2 separate regions of the Homo sapiens genome follow, and region 2 is linked to region 1. Evidence: read pairs that join two places in POLR2A ChIA-PET (ENCODE). Cell type or tissue: HepG2. All regions are shown on one strand. Each heading gives the region's core, and the rest is flanking DNA. Links, peaks and the distances in the headings are about the cores only.

What was found. Peaks named below come from ENCODE experiments on the same cell type or tissue, not always from the same donor. Only the 100,000 strongest peaks of a DNase experiment are listed, where the experiment ranks them.
Region 2: POLR2A ChIA-PET joins it to region 1 with 21 read pairs; 12 of 35 experiments call an interaction of 5 or more read pairs at or near these places.

Annotation. Positions count from the first base shown.
Region 1 is chr9:129,454,596-129,462,917 of GRCh38, forward strand. No RefSeq gene overlaps it. Among named protein-coding and RNA genes, the nearest start is that of LINC00963, 30 kb to the right of the region's middle. RefSeq lists enhancers at 4,091-4,140, 4,517-5,038, 5,039-5,559, 5,691-6,314 and a silencer at 5,954-6,243. In HepG2, for the core only: a CTCF peak has its summit at 5,995 (motif pointing right); DNase peaks (open chromatin) are centred at 3,846, 4,288 and 5,896; H3K4me3 peaks cover 2,266 bases.
Region 2 is chr9:129,591,126-129,601,756 of GRCh38, forward strand. No RefSeq gene overlaps it. Among named protein-coding and RNA genes, the nearest start is that of C9orf50, 25 kb to the right of the region's middle. RefSeq lists a silencer at 6,292-6,511 and an enhancer at 9,145-9,644. In HepG2, for the core only: no CTCF peak of the experiment used is centred there; DNase peaks (open chromatin) are centred at 5,526, 5,966 and 6,376; H3K4me3 peaks cover 1,114 bases.

The sequences.
Region 1 (8,322 bases), core at 3,323-8,322:
GTGGTGTGTGGCAGTGGTGGGTGGTGGAGGCGGTGGGTGGCGGAGGTGGAGGTGGTGGATGGCAGTGGTGGGTGGAGGTGGTGGGTGGCAGAGGTGGCAGTGGTGGGTGGTGGAGGTAGTGGGTGGCAGGGTGGATGAATGGAAAGGAGACAAGGTTGGCTCAGGCAGGCTGAGGTTTGCCCTATCTCTCCATCCCCCCACCATGGATTGGCAGAATGAGTAGGAATCTTTCTCTCCTGACTCCTCCTCAGACCCCTCAGCTTCCTCAGGGCACACCCTACACTGGATGGGACCCACTGGGCACTGCAGCCGGAGATGTAACTGGCACCAGGAACCTCCCTCCATCTTATCCGTGTCCCACAACTCTTCACCCGTGGGTGTCTTTTTGCCGACTGGTCTGATTACTGGCGAGAACCTGGTGTTTGGGGATGAAAGAAGTTCAGGTCTCCTCTACACATCCATTTTCTTCCTTCGTCCTTTCTCACCTTCTGCCTCCTCCTCCTCCTCCCATGTCTTTCCAGCAAAGCACAGGATACCCAGATGGCTTGGGCCAGGTTGAAGGCACAGCCATAGCCAGCAACCAGCCACCCGAGCCCTGCTGCCTTCGGCCCCAGCTGGCCCAGCCAGCGCGGGTCCCTGCTGCCTGGTGCCCACCCCACCCACCCGGCAGCTCCGATTTTCAGCTTGGGTTTGATCGGCTGCCAGGATCTCCCAAATGTCAGCTGCAACGTTAGCATCTTTAAGAGAGCGCCCGAGGCGATCTTTAAGCTGGGAGGCTGGGGCCCCATGCTGATGAGAGGAGTCTGCTCTGAGCTGACAGCTCTGCCTCCTGCCTCCCCAGCCTCGGTTCTGGGAGCCTGTGGCCCCCACTCCTTCAGGCTGGACGGCAGCAGGACTCTTTTTTGAGCCTGGGTGAAGCAGGGCTTTGCCAGCTGAGATCAGTCCCTACAGCAGCCCGCACCAGGGAGCCCCAAGGAGGAGGGGAGAGGCCTAACCCAGAGAGGGAGTGGATGCATATTTGTTAACTGAATGGCTGCATGAACCTCCAAAGCTGCCTTAGAGGCGAGTGCTGATGGCACTTTCTGCCCTGCCATCACCTTCAGGGGGAGATGCTCAGGGTGGGGACACAGGCAAAGGTGCCAAACTCTGGAGTCAGACCGAGGGGCCGGGGCTGGTGTCCCAGATCTAGCCTGTGGGAGCTGTGTGACCTTGGAGAAGTTGCCGGCCCTCTCTGAGCCTCAGCTTCCCCATCGGTGAAGCGTGTGTGCTAGGGGATAGAATGCCAGCTGCATAGAGTTGTTGGGGAATCCAGTGAGATGAAGAGATGGGAACACCTGCTACCTTGCAGACACATAGTAAGTACTCAAGGAAGTCAGTCCCTTCCTCTTCCCCCCTCCCTTCCCTCTCCTCCCCTGCCCTTCCTTCTCCTCCCCCAGGGCTTTCTATGCCCTGTCACTGAAGGGCTGAAGCGCTCTCACTGTTTAAAGCCTCCATGTTTTCCCTTCCAACCCTCAGAAGGACAGGAGCGATTATTCTTATTCTGTTGTCAAGGGCCACACAGCAGGTTGGAAGCAGATGTGGAGGCTGCCCAGTTCCAGACCAGCTTGTCCTGCTAGTGCCTGGTCCCAGGACTGGCTCAGGTGCCCATGGCATGCTCCCCTGTGCCCTGATAATCGATGTCCTTTTGCAGGGTGGTGAGGCTCTGAGAGTGAGCTAGTGGCTTGTTCTTTTTCCACATTTTTGAGGCCTCTATCTTGGGGCTGAAATACCCAGGTGGAGAAGTGAGTGACTCCGGAAAGGAAGGAAAGAAAAGAACCCAGAGTCTAATTCCCACCCAAGTGGAGGTGAGGCGGGAAGAAGGGGGGCTTGACCCTCTTACGTGGGAGTTGCAGCCTTGGTGGGACCTGTCAGAACTGGTGTGCTAAGCCAGGGGTGGGAGTCAGTGACTTCCACAGGGACAGTATCAGCAGTCAGCTCACAGAAGCATATGTTTCAGAACCAAAAGGTGTAGGAGCAAGGCTCAGAATAAAAATAAAATGAATGGATGGTGGGCAGTGGTAGGTGGATGGATGGAAACATGCGTGGATTGAGAATGGGTGAATGGGTGATGGTTGGCTGGATGGATGGATGATGGATGGGTGGGTGAATGGAGGGTGGATGGCTGTATGAGTGGGTGGTGAGTGGATGAGTGTGTGGAAGGGTGAGTGCATAGATAGGTGGATGGATGGGTAGATGGATGGATGGATGAGTAGATGGGTGGATGGATGGATGGACGGATGGATGGATGAGTGGAGGGATATGGGTGGGTGGTGAGTAGATGAATGTGTGGATGGGTGGGTACATAGACAGATGGTTGAATGGATGGATGGTGGATGAATGATGGATGGGTGGGTGGTGTGAGTGGATGCATGTCTGGATGGATGGGTGCATAGATAGGTGAATGGATGGGTGGATATGTGGATGGATGAGTGGATGGATGGATGGATGGATAGATGGGTGAGTGGAGGGTGGATGACTATATGGGTGGGTGGTGAGTGGATGAATGTGTGGATGGGTAGGTATATGAATGGATGGATGGATGGATGAGTAGATGGGTGGATGGATGGATGGATGGGTGAGTGGATGGATGGGTGGATGAATGGATGAGTAGATGGATGGATGGATGAGTGGGAGGGTATATGGATGGACGGATGGATGGATGGATGGATGAGTGGAGGGTGGATGACTATATGGGTGGGTGGTGAGTGGATGAATGTATGGATGAGTGGGTATATGGATGGGTGGATGGATGGATGAGTAGATGGGTGCGTGGATGGATGGATGAGTGGACGGAGGGGTGGATGAATGGATGAGTAGATGGGTGGATGGTTGGATGGATAGATGGATGGATGGATGGATGATGGATGAGTGGATGGATGTGTAGATGGGAAGATGGATTGGTGAGTGAGGTCTTGGATAGTTGGGTGGTGAGTGGATAAGTGAACGGACGGGTGGATAGAAGGGTGGGTGGATGGATGGATCAGCAGATGGATCAGCAGATGAGTGGGTGGAGGGGCAGATACATGGATGGGAGGATGGGCGGATAAATAAGTAGGCAGGTGGAGGTAGCACTGGCATACAGCAAAGAGCACACTGTTTGAGACTCAGAATTCTATTCATAGCAAAATCCGACATGGAAAACATCCACACTCCTGAATCTGGAAAAATCTGGCTGATACAAGTCGGGTTGAGACCATCTCTAAGGTCAAGGAAAAGTGGATTCTGATCCTAGTTCTCATGCTTGGTTCTGTGAGATCTGAGGCAAGTCACCACATCTCCCTAAGCCTCATTTTTTTCTATCTGAAAACGGATATAATAGCAGCATTCACCTTCCAGGATAGCCAGGACATCCTATGATAAAACGCATGTGGGTCTGGCGTGGTGGCTCATGCCTATAATCCCAATACTTTGGGAGGCCATAGCAGGAGGATCACTTGAACCCAAGAGTTTGAGACCAGCCTGGGCAACATAGGAAGACCCTATCTCTACAAAAAATTAAAAACAAAACAAAACAAAACAAAAGTCCCAGCTACTCGGGAGGCTGAGGTGGGAGGGTTGTGTAAACCTGCGAGGTTGAGGCTGCAGTGAGCCGTGATCATGCCACTGCACTCCAGCCTGGGTGACAGAGCCCGACCCTGTTTCAAAACAAAACAAAACAAAAACCACATGTGAGGCCCAGAGCAGGGCTTTGCGGGTGCTCAGGGAGGCAGAGTGGCTCTTGCTATCACCTCGATCCCTTGATCCAAACCACTCCTGCTTGTACAAACAAGTGTCACTTGTCCAAAAGCCTGGGTGCACAAAGGTTTCCCACAAAGGGAAGCTTCCAGAGAGTCAAGAACCCTGGGGAACAGGCAGGCTCACAGCCACGGCTGCTGCCTCCAGTGCGGTCGTTCTGTGGCCTGAGAGCGTCACGTGCTCCTCATCCTGGACCATCAGGGGCTGGCGCACCCATCAACAGCTGGGTGACCCTGGACCAGTGGCTTCACGCCCCTGGTCTTGGTGTCCTCACCTGTGAAACACGGGCCTGAGAGTTACCGAGGAGCTATGCAGTTTGTCTCCATATCACCATCTGGCTTGCCCCTAAGCCCCCTTTCGCCCCCTACCCCCACAGGGGCGAGGTCAGCACCCTCTGCAGCTGGAGCTTTGAATGTGGAAGCCTGGGGGAGGTTCTGGGGCTGACATGGGTGCTGAGCTGGGATGAAAGCACAGAACGCCTGGGGGGAGCCCCTCTCCCTCTCCCAGACTTTGCTCCCAACCCGTCCTGAGCTCCCCTGCTGGAGCCTCGAGGCAGGCCGAACTTTGCAGCCCTGTCTGCCCACGGTCCCTCCTGCTGTGACTCCCTGCAGCCTGCATTTCATAGTCAGTAGTGGGGGTGGGGGATCCTTGCTGTGGGCTGGAGAAGTCATGGGGCCCTCCTCACAGTGGAGCCTTAAGAGATTGCCCCTATAGCCCCTGCCCCCGGGGGACCCCGGATGCTTCGCTGATCCAAGGGGCACCCACAGAGTCCATGGAAGATTAGGCAGCCCCAGTGACGAGGTTGTTGGATCTGTGCCACTCAGACCTGAGCTCGGGAGAGGTGCCCGTGCAGAGGGGGTAGGATGGAGGTGCCCCAGGGGCAGCAACAACAGAAGGTCCCAGCTCCCTCCAGCCCTGGGCTACTTCCTCTCCTTCCCCAACGGCTGCAGACTCTGGTTAAAATGGCACCTCCGCCATCTGTCGTCCCTCCCCCACCCCGTGGGCACGGCTGTGACGGGGGGCTGGCTGGCCTCGTAAACAGGCGGCTGGCGGGTCCCCAGGGCCGGCGGGTGATAGGGCTTGTGCTGGCACCGAGGCCCAGCCAAGAGCTGGAGCCGGAGAGGCCCCAGGGCGGCCGAGCTGGGGGGGGTAGGCAGGATACCAGGTAGCAGGAAGGTTTCCGCGCCTGAGGGGGCCTGGGTGGTGCCCCAGCTACCTGGCCGCTCCGGGACCTGTGGGGCCCCTTCTCCTAAGTATGCCCACCCCATCCCCAGCATCTCCAGTCCCGGCCCTCTCACATTCGCCTCACCGCGCTTCTGCTGCGCTTAGAGAATCTTAAATCAACACTGGGGTGTGAGAAGCTCCATGGAGCCCCCTAACTCCCCCGCCACTGCAGCGTACACCATGCCGTGGGGATCCTTGCTTTACAACCAGGGAAACTGAGGCCAGAGATCAGGGAGGTGGGAAGGCTGGGCGTGGACCAGAACTTTCCTCCACCTGGTTGCCAGCTAGTGGCGGTTGTGGGGTGAGGGGCTGTCCCAGGGGCCAAGCTCGGGGCCCTGACACTGTAAACAAGCCTCCCAGCCTCAGTTTTTCCATCTGGGGAATGGTGGAATCAAGGCGGCTGCGGAGGCGGGAGGGCTGTCCTGTGAGCCAGAGAGCACTGGGGACCTGCCGTTCTCTCACAGTCCCCTCACCTCTCCACGAGGGAGGACTCGGGGGAGCATCCCGGGAGGGGCTAGGGGTGGGCGCCAGGGGTGCCTGGGAGGGAATCTGTCCGGGTCAGTTCCCTGGCTACCCCTCCCTCCCCCTACCACGGTGCTGCCGGCCGCCCCCTCCTCTCTCCCGCCTTCTGACTGCCAGCTCCTCCCCGCAAAGCCCTCAGACCCCAGCTGCAGGGATTTACAGCTTTGACCAGCAGCTCAGCCTCCCCCTGCTCCTCCTCCCTCCTCCCCCGCCTGCATCTCCCCCCTCCAGCCTCCCTCCCTCCTCCTCTCCATCTTTCCCCTCCATTCTCCTCCTCCCTCCTCCTCCCCCCTCTCTCCTCCCCTCCCTTCCTCCCTCCGCCCTCCCGCTCCCTCCCTCCCGCTCTCCGGGGGAAGAAAGGTCACCGTGCAGCTGATTACTCAGAGCTCAGTTGCTGTAGCAACCGGCGGGGGAAGTGGGACAGGCTGGCTTTGAGGACGCGCGAGGTCGGCCGCGGGCGGCTGGAGCCGGCGCGGGCCTCTGTGCGCCGCGAGAGGGAGGCCGCCTGCAGCCCGGCTGCTCGGCCGCCGCGGGCCCGGCTCCGGGGGTTCAGTTTTAATGAAGAATCCCTGCTCCCTTCTCGCGCCCCTCCCGCTTTCTGCCCACCTCCCTGGGGTCTGGAAGGAGAGGGTCGCCCCTCCCCGCTTTGGCTGCTAAACTCTCTGGCTCTCCCCCCGGCCGCTGCCTGGGTTCTGGTGGCTTCCTTCCTCCTCCTTGTCTGTCGGAGCTCAAGGGACAAGCCCTTTCCCTGGCGCGTGCCTGGTGAAACCCTCGCACCCTTCCCCACCCCCACAAGCCTTTGGCATGGCCTGGGAGACTCCGGGCATCTTCAACCCAGCCAGGGACAAGGGTCCGCGGAGGGTCTGGAGCCCCTCGTGGGCCTGGTGCCCACGGAGTGCCCACCCCTGCCCTCCAGGAGCCCCTGGGAAGGCAGCACTCTGTTCAAGGAGGAAGCCAGACCCAGCTACAAGGGAGGGACCCTCGGCTGATGCAAAGAGGCCGGAGCCCGCATCCCAGCACCGCCCCCGCCGGCTGTCTGCTGGTTCCTTCTCCAAGGCCTTCAGAGAGGATCCCTGAAGCTTGGCAGGGACAGACACAGGTTCTGGAGTGGGCTGGGCCTGAGTTCAAATCCCACACTCCAGTGGGACCCTCATCCACCGCTGATAGGAATGAGAAGTGGTTCGACTACTTTTGGAAAACATTTGGCACTTTTAAAAAAGTTGAACATACTCTTACCACGGATCTGACCATGGCACTCCGAGGCTTTTATCTCCAAGAAATGAAATCTCCACCGGCGCAGTGGCTCATGCCTGTAATCCCAGCACTTTGGGAGGCTGAGGCGGGCGGATCTCTTGAACCCAGGGGTCCAAGACCAGTCTAGGCAACATAGTGAGACCCTGTCTTTACAAAATATTTAAAGACTGGACGGGCGCGGTGGCTCATGCCTGTAATCCCAGCACTTTGGGAAGCCGAGACGGGCGGATCACGAGGTCAGGAAATCGAGACCATCCTGGCTAACACGGTGAAACCCCGTCTCTACTAAAAATACAAAAAATTAGCTGGGCATGGTGGTGGGTGCCTGTAGTCCCAGCTACTCTGGAGGCTGAGGCAGGAGAATGGCCTGAACCCGGGAGGTGGAGCTTGCAGTGAACAGAGATCATGCCACCGCACTCCAACCTGGGCGACAGAGCGAGAGTCTAAAAAAAAAAAACATATATGTATATATATATGCCGGGTGTGGTGGCTCACGGCTGTAACCTCAGCACTTTGGGAAGCCAAGGCAGGTGAATCACCTGAGGTCAGGAGTTCAAGACCAGCCTGGCCAACACGGTGAAACCCCATCTCTACAAAAAATACAAAAATTAGCCAGGCATGGTGGTGCATGCCTGTAATCCCAGCTACTTGGGAGGCAGAGACAGGAGAATCGCTTGAATCTGGGAGGCGGAGGTTGCAGTGAACCGAGATCATGCCACTGCACTCCAGCCTGGGCAGCAAGGGCGAAACTCCGTCTCAATTAAAAAAAAAAAAAAAAAGAATTAGCCAGGCATGGTGGTGCACACCTGTAGTCCCAGCTACTCAGGAGGCCGAGGTGAGAGGATCGCTTGAGCCAGGGAGGTTGAGGCCGCAGTGAGCCAAAATTACGCCACTGTACTCCAGCCTGGGCGACAGAGCGAGACCATGTCTCAAAAAAAAAAAAGAAAGAAAAGAAAAGAAAAGAAAAGAAAGAAAAAGAAAACAATGAAACTCACCTCCACACAGAGCCTTGCACATGAGTGTTCACAGCAGCTTTATTTGTAAAAGGCGGAAACTGGAGACAGCACAGTGTTGCTCCGTCCCGCAGGCAAAGGGAGCAACAGGTTGTGGCACATCCGTCCCATGGAAGGCGACTCACCAACAGGAACGACCGTGCACACAGCACCACAGCACCATGACCAGGAGAGGAGCCGGAACAACCGTGCACACAGCACCACAGCACCATGACTGGGAGAGGAGCCGGCAGCCACCAGCAAGGCATGGGGGATTGTGTCGGTGTGAAGTCCCGGAAGATGCGTGCGAGTCGGTAATGACAGAAAGCAGCTCTGTGGTTGCCTGGGGATGCTGGGGTCCAGGAAGGACTACAAATTGGCAATGGGAAACTTTTTCTTTCTTTTCTTTTCTTTTTTTTTTTTTTTAAGACAGGGTCTCACTGTCGCCCATGCTGGAGTGCAGTAGCGCAGTCATAGCTCACTGTGACACCTTCATCTCCTGGCTTCAGGTCTCAGCCTCCCAAGTAGCTGGGATCATAGACACATGCCACCATGC
Region 2 (10,631 bases), core at 3,266-8,265, 140 kb after region 1:
AGAATGCAATTCATCCTTTCTACCTTCCCAGAAGATGGAGATCAGTAAGGAATATGGAATTTCCAAGTAATATGAAGGGCTTTTATAAGATTTGGGGAGGACAGGCCTGGTGTCTCATGCCTGTAATCCCAGCACTTTGGGAGGCCAAGGCAGGTGGCTAAAATACTAAAGTATTTTTTCGACTAAAAATACAAAAAATTATCTGGGTGTGATGGTGGGCACCTGTAATCCCAGCTACTCAGGAGGCTGAGGCAGGAGAATCGCTTGAACCCGGGAGGCAGAGGTTGCAGTGAGCTGAGATCGCGCCATTGCACTCCAACCTGGGCAACAAGAGTGAAACTTGGTCTCAAATATATATGTGTGTGTGTGTGTGTATGTGTGTGTGTGTGTGTATATATATATATATACACACACACACACATACACATACACACAGAAAGTAGTTTGGCGGCCACAGTAGAGGCTCTTTTATTGGTGGCAGGGAGGCTTTCAGGGGGCATGAAACCATGTATCTAGCTAAAAATACAAAAAATTTCCAGACGTGGTGGCACACGCCTGTAGTCCCAGCTACTCGGAAGGCTGAGGCAGGAGAATCGCTTGAACCCGGGAGGCAGAGGGTGCAGTGAGCCAAGATCGCCCCACTGCACTCCAGCCTGGGCGACAGAGGACAGAGCGAGACTCCATCTCAAAAAAAAAAAAAAAAGATATTGGGGAATTTCTTGATTTGCTGAGGTCATTCTGGCTCATTTGTCAGCCTTGCGATTTCCTAAGGAAATATGACCCTCATTTGATTGGTGTTCCCTGCAGTGAATTATTGCCACTTTTTGGGAGCAAGGCAGCCTGTAACAAATGGCGAATGAGCTTTCCATTAACAATGGGGGTTCACTTTGTGGTGAGGAAACCGCGTTCACTCCAAATTTGGGCATTGGAATGAATGATGTTCTATGCATATTTGGAGTCAGTGTAAATATTGACCTGTTTTCCTGCTGCTAGGGTTAGGGCCCTGGTTATGGGCCTACCTGCTGGGAGGATGTGCCTGCTGGTAAGAAAGAGGCTTCTATGACTCTTCAGGGAGGGAGGACGGGGGTGTCATCACGGTATCCTTCCATGATAATATACCCTGCTGAGAAAGGAGGAACTCTGGACACACTGCTGTCTAGAAACCAGCCTGGAGCTCCCTTTATAGGTGCGTTGGTTAAATGATGGAACGTGATAAGGGAGTCATCAGTGATATCAGTGCAGGAGTGCAGGGGTGACTCTAAGAGGGGTGTTGAGGGTAAAAGGGTGGCGGTGTTAGGAGGGGAGCATTTACGGAGGGAGAGAAAGGATTGGAGAATGGCTGAGTGCAGGGTCTGGATGCGGGAAGGGGATACTGTTTGAAGTGCCCTGTGGCTGAGCATATCTTGCAAGTCATGTGATGAATAAACTTGCAGGGGTTTATAGAAGATGAAATTTTGTGCCTCTGGGATAATTAAAGAGGCTGTGGCTAAAATGTTTAGGCAAAGAGGCCAACTTTTTTTTTTTTTTTTTTTTTGAGACGGAGTTTCGCTCTTGTTGCCCAGGCTGGAGTGCAATGGCGCGATCTCGGCTCACTGCAACCTCCGCCTCCCAGGTTAAAGCGATTCTCCTGCCTCAGCCTCCCTAGTAGCTGGGATTACAGGCATGTACCACCATGCCCGGCTAATTTTGTATTTTCAGTAGAGATGGGGTTTCTCCATGTTCGTCAGGCTGGTCTCGAACTCCTGACCTCAGGGGATCTGCCCGCCTCGGCCTCCCAAAGTGTGGGGATTACAGGCATGAGCCACCGTGCCCAGCCGTGAGGCCAACTTTTATAGATAAGATCTAGCTGCTTGAAGAAGTATGCAACAGGTTGAAGAGAGTCCCCTGTGGGCTGGGCCAAAAGGCCTAAAGCTCCGTTTTGGGAGCTGTGTAAGTATAAATGGAAAGGTCGGCTGGGGTTAAGGAGACCCAAAGCAGGGGCCCAGGTTAGAGCTTGTTTTAAGCAGGACAAAGCATGATGAAGTTCAGGAGTAGGGGCAATAAGCTCAGCGAGGTTTCCCTTTGAGGCCTCATATAATGGCGTGGCAATCACTACAAAATTGGCAATCCATAGCTGGAAGTACTCCATGAGTCCCAAGAAAGAGAGACAGTCTCTTTTGGTATGAGGGAATAGGATGCTCTGGACCATCTGCTTGTGTGTTGAGGGAATTTCCCAGGTGGCAGGGGTAATCATGAGGCCCAGGTATGAAACCTTGGAGGAGGCTAATTGGGCCTTTTTTTTTTTTTGGACAGCTGGTAGCTGTACTGGGTGAGGGAGTTTAAAAGGGTAACAGTATGCTGAATAGAGAGTTCCTCTGAAGGGGAACAGAGCAGCAGATCATCTACATAGCGAAGGAGGATGGGAGGTGTTAGGCAAAGTTTAGAGAGGTCTGCTTGAAGGGCTTGTCCAAAAAAGTTGGGGGGCTGTGTCTGAAACCCTGGGGGAGGACAGTCCATGTGAGCTGTTGGGAAATGTTGGTATCTGGATCCATCTGGGTAAAAGCAAACAGGTTTTGGGAAGAAGGGTATAGAGGTATAGTGAAAAAGGCATCTTTTTTTTTTTTTTTTGAGACAGAGTCTCGCTCTGTCGCCCAGGCTGGAGTGCAGTGGCGCAATCTCGGCTCACTGCAAGCTCCGCCTCCCGGGTTCATGCCGTTCTCCTGCCTCAGCCTCCTGAGTAGCTGGGACTACAAGCGCCCGCCGCCATGCCAGGCTAATTTTTTGCATTTTTAGTAGAGACGGGGTTTCACCGTGTTAGCCAGGGTGGTCTTGATCTCCCAACCCCGTGATCCGTCCGCCTCAGCCTCCCAAAGTGCTGGGATTACAGGCGAGAGCCACTGTGCCTGGCCTGAAAAAGGCACTTTGAGGTCTAGTACTGAAAAATGACTGGTATGAGGGGGGATTCTGGAGAGGAGTGTATAGGGATTAGGAACGACTGGGTGTGTAGGGATGACAGCAGAATTGATTTGACGAAGGTCCTGGACAAGCCGGTAGGACCCATCCAGCTTCCGGACAGGGACAATAGGGGTGTTATGAGGGGAATGGGTTGGAATGAGGATGTTGGCAGCTAACAGTTGGGAGATGATGGGCTTGAGTCCCCGAAGCCTCTCAGGGCTGACAGAATACTGTTGGACTGTGATCTAATGAGAAGGATCCTTTAATGAAATTTTAATGGGGAGTGGTGGGCCGCCACGACTGCAGAATTTGTGTTGACCAAACAATAGGATTTGTTTGAGTTATAATGCTAAGGTCAGGTGTTGGCTCCTTAACTTCAGGTAGGGAGAATTTGGGTTCCTGGCATAAAAATAAGTAGGGATGGCTTTGGCCAAGAGCCCAAAGGTGGAGGAAGCCACGCAATTTGTGCAGCAGGTCTCTACTTAGAAGAGGCATGGGGCAATGTGGGATTAACAGGAAGCAATGTATGAGGGTGACGTCCCGAAAGGAACAATATAAGGGGAGTGTTTGGAGGGGAGTTTTCTGAATGCCCTTTATGCCAACAACAGAGATTAAGGAGCAAATTAGAGGTGTGGGGAACAATCTTGGCAGAGGGAAGGACGTGAGCAAAGGTAAATGAAGGAACTTCTTGCCATTTGCCATTTCGATAAATGAAGTTATCTAAATCCCTTAAAATTTGGTGGTCGAATGTGCCGTTTTCAGGCCAACGGTTGCCCTTGGCCTGAGGCCAGGCAGTATTGCAAAAGAATATAAGGCACTTTACTTTAATGTCCCCCTTTATACCGAGTTTAGAAAGGTTACAAATCAGGAAACCTAGAGGGGAGGAAGGAGTAATTTGAGATTGATTGGAGCCCATTGAGATTTGGCAAGGAAAGGCCAGGGGTGTCTGCCGTTAGACTAGGCATCCCCAGAAAAAGGGCAGAGACGGGAGATCCTCTCAAGAGGAGGTAGACTGAGGGGAAAGGTCAGGCATCCCTGAACGTCACCCTCCCAAGGTCTCTGATGGTCCTAATGGTCCCCAGGAGACCGGGACTGCGGACCTGAGTCTCCTGGGTAGCACAGGAGAGACAGGTGGGGGCAAACCTTACTAATTAGTGTCTGGTGTTGGATGTTTTAGAAGGAACCAGCAAAGGACCTCTCAAACTGGAGCCGTTGGGGAGAAACAGAAAGTAAATTGCCCAGATCCAGCGGTTGGAGGCAAAATTCTGGGTCCGGGAGTTTTGAGAACCCATCCAGGGGTAGCCCTGGCCACAGCCTCGAAGTCCTCTCCTGTCACTCAATTACCTCATGCAAATCACTTTTAAAAAAGAGGAAGAGTTGAGGGACTAGGCGGGAAGCCAGAGAACCCTCAGGATCCAGGAATTAGCCAGGGATGAGCTGTCGGGGCCCACTGCTTCCTGGGTTGCAAGAGTTCTCAGCCCCAAGACTCATCCCGGGGTTTGGCAGCAAGTATTGGAATAGAAAGATGAAGGAAAGAAGAGGCAAGAAGGCAGTTCTACAGTGGAGATGGATTTATTAAGAGTAAACCTGAGAAGGGCTTCTGGCCAGCAGGCTCAGGAGCAAGCTTCTCATATAGCCTGAGGCTTTTTAAAGGGCCTGGTTGGGGAAGTGTGCTTTTTTTTTTTTTTTTTTGAGACAGAGTTTCACTCCTGTTGCCCAGGCTGGAGTGCAATGGTGGGATCTCAGCTCACTGCAACCTCCGCCTCCCAGGTTCAAGCAATTCTCCTGCCTCAGCCTCCTGAGTAGCTGGGATTACAGGCGCCTGCCACCACACCCAGCTAATTTTTTTGTATTTTTAGTAGAGACCTGGTTTCACCATGTTGGCCAGGCTGGTCTTGAACTCCTGACCTCAGGTTATCTGCCCACCACAGCCTCCCAAAGTGCTGAGATTACAGGCATGAGCCACCGCGCCCAGCCCGGAAGTGTGCTTTGAGGAAAGATTCTATGTGGAGGAGTTGGGGAAGTGCTGGCTGGTTGTGACTGTTGGGGACTTTGTGAGGTTCTGCTGCAGTTACAGCCTTATGCTCTGTTGAAGCTATGGGCAGGGTTGACATTTGCGGACAGTTTTGAGACATGGAAACTTGATACTTTTAAGATGGTGGAGACTTGTGAAGATGGCGGCACTCTTGTCCTATTAGACACAGCCTGTTGGGGGCCCCTCTCTCTTGGCTCCTCAGGGGCCAGCATGGCCACCTCAATCCCACCAGCTTCGAGACCTCAACTTCTCTGTGGGCCTCAGTGTCCTCATCTGCAACTTGGAACAAAAACTCTGTCCTCAGCCAGCAGCCCTGGGGAGCTGGGAGAAACCAGGCAATCAGCCCACTAGGTGGGCAGAGGAGAGGGTTCCAGGAGACAGCTGCAAAGCCTCCTGGGACTCTGAGGACAGAGAACCCTGGGGGTGGGGCTGGAGCTTTCTAGGGGCTGCCAGTGGTTGAACCCAAGGGCCGAGGCGGCAGCTGGGGGCCCTCTGCAGTGAGGAGGAGGTCCCGGCTGGAGGTCGGGAGAGGGGTCACCCAGCTTTGCAATCTGATGGGCAGGGAGGAGAAAGAGGCTATGGTGCGCCTGCATGGGTGCATTGGAAGCTATAAGGCTCCAGTGCGCGGGGCCGATGGGCTCTAGGACCCTGGAATTCTCTCAGCACCCGCCCACACACTGACCAGTCCCCAAGGCTTATTAGTATTGTGATCGCTATTATCGAAGGACCCCCTCTCCCTGTCTCCTGCGCCCACCCACAGCTGTCCAGACTGGGGGATGCGAGGATGCCCTCCAGGTGTCCACAGCTGGGGTTCTGGGCCAGGGATTACCAGAGTCTGAGCAGCCTTGGGGGACGCTGAGGCAGGGGGCCGGGGAGGAGGGCACCCGGGAAGAGGGTAGGGCAGGAGGTTTATGGGAGGCCCCACAGGAAGAGAGGACGCCCTTCCCTCCCATCCCCCGCAGGGAGGAGCTGAGGCTGGAGCCTGGGAGGGGAAGATGGGAAAGGCGCTCCTGGCAGAAGGAACAGCGTGTGCTAAGGCCGGAGTGAGGCAGTAGCTGAGAAGCAGTTCTGTCTGGCCAAGGGGCCAGGAGGGAGGAAGAAACGGGTGGCGCGCAGGGCACCCACGGCAGGGCCTTGAATGCCGGGATAACTCATTCCTCGCTCCTAGCGCGGGGCTGGGCCGCCCTTGGGCCCTGGGGAGGGCGTCAGGCGGGACCCTTTGTCCCTCCCTCCGCCCCCTCCCCTTCACTCTCCCCTTTCTCCCCCTCCCGCCCCTCCCCTCCTCCTCCCCGCTCTCCCCGGCCCTGTCCCGGGAAGGCTGGACCGGCCCGCGGCTTGCCCTTTCAAGTCGGCCTCCCGGAGTCTCCGGAGCCGTCCGAGCGCTGGGGCCGCTGGCGCGGACTTCAAAGCCCGCCGCCCCCAGCCAGATCCGGTTGCGGGTGGGGCGGGCGAGCTGGGAGGGAGGCGGGTTTCGGTGGATTCCCCTTTCATCCCGCGGCTGCAGCCGGGCGCAGACCTCGGGGAGGCCCGGCGCGTCCCCGCTGGGCAAGTCCCTGCAGGGCAGCGACCGGGAACGGAGGGCTGGGGACGCCACGAGGCCGCGCCGCAGGGCGGGGGAGGCCTGAACCCAGACTGGGGGCTTCGGACCCGCCTGCGCTGTGGGACCTCAGGCCAGCGCCTACCTGTCGCTGGGCCTCAGCTTTCCTGAATGCCCTACTCCCTGCCCAGGACTCCTCTGGGGAGGGGCATTCGGGAACATTCAGTGGCCCTTGGACAGCTGAGATAGGAACAGGAAGCTAAGCTGGGAGCCCGGGCTCTCCTTGGGGTACCTGCCCGACCCCACCCATCCCACCGGAGAGGAACCGCTTCCTGCATCAGCCAAGCCCTGCCCGCAGTGTAACCCGTGGTCCAGCCTGGCCCTCTCTGGGCCTCAGCTTCCTGGAAGGCTGAGGGGGTGGCGGCTGAATGCCCTCCCTCCGGGTTGAGGTGTAGCGCATTCCTTCTTGCCGTCCTGTTTCCCGGTCCCTAAAGTAAGGGTGGAGGGAAATGGCTCTCCCTTTCTGGTGTAACCATAAGGAAGTGGCTGCCTGACATTCTGTAGCCGTCCGCGTGCCCCATCCAAGCCCCACAGAGCCCTGTGTGTAGATTAAGAACATCCTTTTTTTAGGTGAACAGCCTGAGGCAGAGGGGGTGTCGCTTGCCCCAGGTCTCAGCTGGCAGGAAAACTGGGACTTGACACAAAGTTACTTGGGCTTTCCTCCACCTTCCTCCCTGCCCGTGGTCCCCACTGATTGCAAAACAGTCATAGGGGAGGTGAGTCCAGGCTGGGAATTTGGAAAGCAGACACTGACATAACGTGGGGTGCAGGCGCAGGAGTAGTATCACCCCCGCTTTACAGACCCAGAAACGGACACCGAGAGGTTGCGAAGCCAGACAAGGGGCAGAGCTGGGTATTGACGCAGATTTTTGGGGCCCCAGAGACTTGAGGTTTAGCCACTGCCTCTGGGGTGAGAGGGGCAGGGCACTTACTGTGTGTCAGGCCCAGGCTGGGAAGCATCTTGATCAACACAAGAACCCCAGCTGGGAGGTGGTGGTGTAGGAAAGGGGTCCAGATCCAGACCCCAAGAGAGGGTTCTTGGATCTCTCGCAAGAAAGAATTCAGGGTGAGTCCATAAAGTAAAAGCAAGTTTATTAAGAAAGTAAAGGAATAGGCCGGGCATGGTGGCTCATGCCTATAATCCCAGCACTTTAGGAGGCCGAGGTGTGCGGATCACGGGGTCAAGAGATCGAGATCATTCTGGCCAACATGGTGAAACCCCATCTCTACTAAAAAATACAAAAATTAGCTGGGCGTAGTGGTGCGCGCCTGTAGTCCCAGCTACTCGGGAGGCTGAGGCTGGAGAACAGCTTAAACCTGGGAGGCGGAGGTTGCGGTGAGCCAAGATCACACCACAGCACTCCAGCCTAGCAACAGAGCGAGACTCCGTCTTAAAGAAGAAGAAGAAAAAAAAAAAAAGTAAAGGAATAGGCCAGGCACGGCGGCTCACCCCTGTAATCCCAGCACTTTGGGACGCTGAGGTGGGCAGATCACCTGAGGTCGGGAGTTTGAGATCAGCCTGGCCAACATGGAGAAATCCCATCTCTACTAAAAATACAAAAATTAGCCAGGCATGGTTGCATGTGCCTGTAATCCCAGCTACTCAGGAGGCTGAGGCAAGAGAATGGCTTGAACCCAGGAGGCGGAGGTTGCAGTGAGCTGAGATCGCACCACTGCACTCCAGCCTGGGCGACAGAGCAAGACTCTGTCTCAAAAGAATGACTACACCATAGAGCAGCGCTGAGGGCTGCTGGTTGCCCATTTTTATGGTTATTTCTTGATGATATGCTAAACAAGGGGTGGATTATTCATGTCTCCCCTTTTTAGACCATATAGGGTAACTTCCTGTCATTGCCATGGCATTTGTAAATTGTCATGGCGCTGGTGGGAGTCTAGCAATGAGGACAACCAGAGGTCACTCTGGTTGCCATCTTGGTTTTGGGGGGTTTGGCCAGCTTCTTAACTGCAACCTGTTTTATCAGCAATGTCTTTATAGCCTGTATTTTGTGCCGACCTCCTATCTCATCCTGTGACTTAGAATGCCTTAACCGTCTGAGAATGCAGCAGCCCAGTAGGTCTTGCCTCATTTTACCCAGCCCCATTCAAGATGGAATTGCCCTGGTTCAGACACCTCTGACAGTGATACGACCATTGCGCAGGCCTGGGACTGAGACACAGAGAAGTGAATGGTGAGGCCAGGCACAGTGGCTCATGCCTGTAATCCCAGCACTTTGGGAGGCCGAGGCGGGTGGATCACCTGATGTCAGCGGTTCGAGACCAGCCTGGGCAACATGGTGAAACCCCATTGCTACTAAGAATACAAAAATTAGGCCAGGTGCAGTGGCTTACGCCTGTAATCCCAGCACTTTGGGAGGCCAAAGCAGGTGAATCACCTGAGGTCAGGAGTTCAAGACCATCCTGGCCAACATGATGAAACCCTGTCTCTAATGAAAATACAAAAATCAGCCACTCGTGGTGGCAGGCACCTGTAATCCCAGCTACTCTGGAAGCTGAGGCAAGAGAATCACTTGAACCGGGGAGGTGGAGGTTGCTGTGAGCCGAGATCGCACCACTGCACTCCAGCCTGGGCGACAGAGCGAGACTCCATCTCAAAACAAACAAACAAAAAAATTAGCTGGGCGTGGTGGCACGCCCCTGTAATCCCAGCTACTCTTGAGGCTGAGGCAGGAGAATCACTTGAACCAGGGAGGTGGCAGTTGCAGTGAGCTGAGATCACACCACTGCACTCCAGCCTGGCGACAGAACGAGACTCCATCTCAAATAAAAAGTAAATGGTGGGCCCCAGTCTCACCAGAAGTGACTGAGTCAGAATTGGAACCCAGTCTGCCTGGCTCCTATGCCCCTGCACTTGATTTAGAGCTTTGCCCAAAGAGAGCTGTACTGCTTACCCACTCGCACCAAACACTGCATGGTTCCAGAGCCCTGGAAGGGTGTCTCTGCGTGGGGCCTAATCTGCCAAGAGGGGGCAGTTTTAACGGGCTTCCAGCATGATGCTGAATGTACCCAGGCTGGTGGGCTGGGACAAGTGCCCAGGTATCTAGCAGATGCCGCCCCAGCCCAGAGATTTAAAATTCCTCCCTGGAAAAATCAGATAATCAAAGAAGTCAAATACCGTGAAATGAATGTGATCCCTGCCAGAAGCCCAGAGGGAACATCTGAGAAACACTGCATTGCAAGTGCAGGCACGGGACCCTCCCCCTTGCCGTATAGGCAGGGAAACTGAGGCACGGTATGTGGCAGGGAGATGTTCACAGATAGGATCCCCATCCCTTTGCGCAGCGTTCATTCAGGGCCTTCTCTGTGGCAGGCTCTGTGTTAGGGACCTGTCCAGTCTCTGCATTCTTGGAGCTCAGGGGCTACTGAGTATGGTCCATGTGTGCCAGCAATGCCACCACTGTTCCGTCCTGATTGTGGTAAGTGCCACACAAGGAGAACTGTGGGGAGCTGGTTTCATTTGGAAGAGCTTCCCTGAGGAGGTGACATCTGAGATCTGATGTTAAGTGGGAACCCGTGAAGCTGGTAGGAGAGCATTCTGGGTAGAGAGGAGGGCATGTGCAAAGGCCCTGGGGTGTGAAGGAGTTTGGCTCAGGAGCTAAAGGAGAAGCCAGAGGCCTACTGCAGAGTGTGAGGGGAAGCACAGAGGGGGAAGAAGGAGAGAGGAGGGAGGAGGCAGAGGGGCCGGGGCCTTGGGGCTCAGAGGAGTCCCCAGGACTTCAGTGCTGGGGTGCCGGGGGGAGGGACAAGCAGGGGGAGTCAAGGCTGGCAACCAGGAATCCTGCCGGACGGACGTGCTCAGGGACACCCCAGGACTGCAAACCCCAGGAGAGTCCTGACTGGGAACAGGAGAGCAGAGGGAGCGGTCTCCAGTCTTGCTCTAAAGCCGGCTCTGTTCTCTCCTAAAAGAAAAAGGAGATCAAAAGGAAAATTTGCAAGTTAGATTTACCCTCAATTCTATTAAACCACCAAAAACTGTCGATAAATAATATTAAGGTCTTTTTTTCTTTTTGAGACGGAGTCTTTGTCACCCAGGCTGGAGTGCAGTGG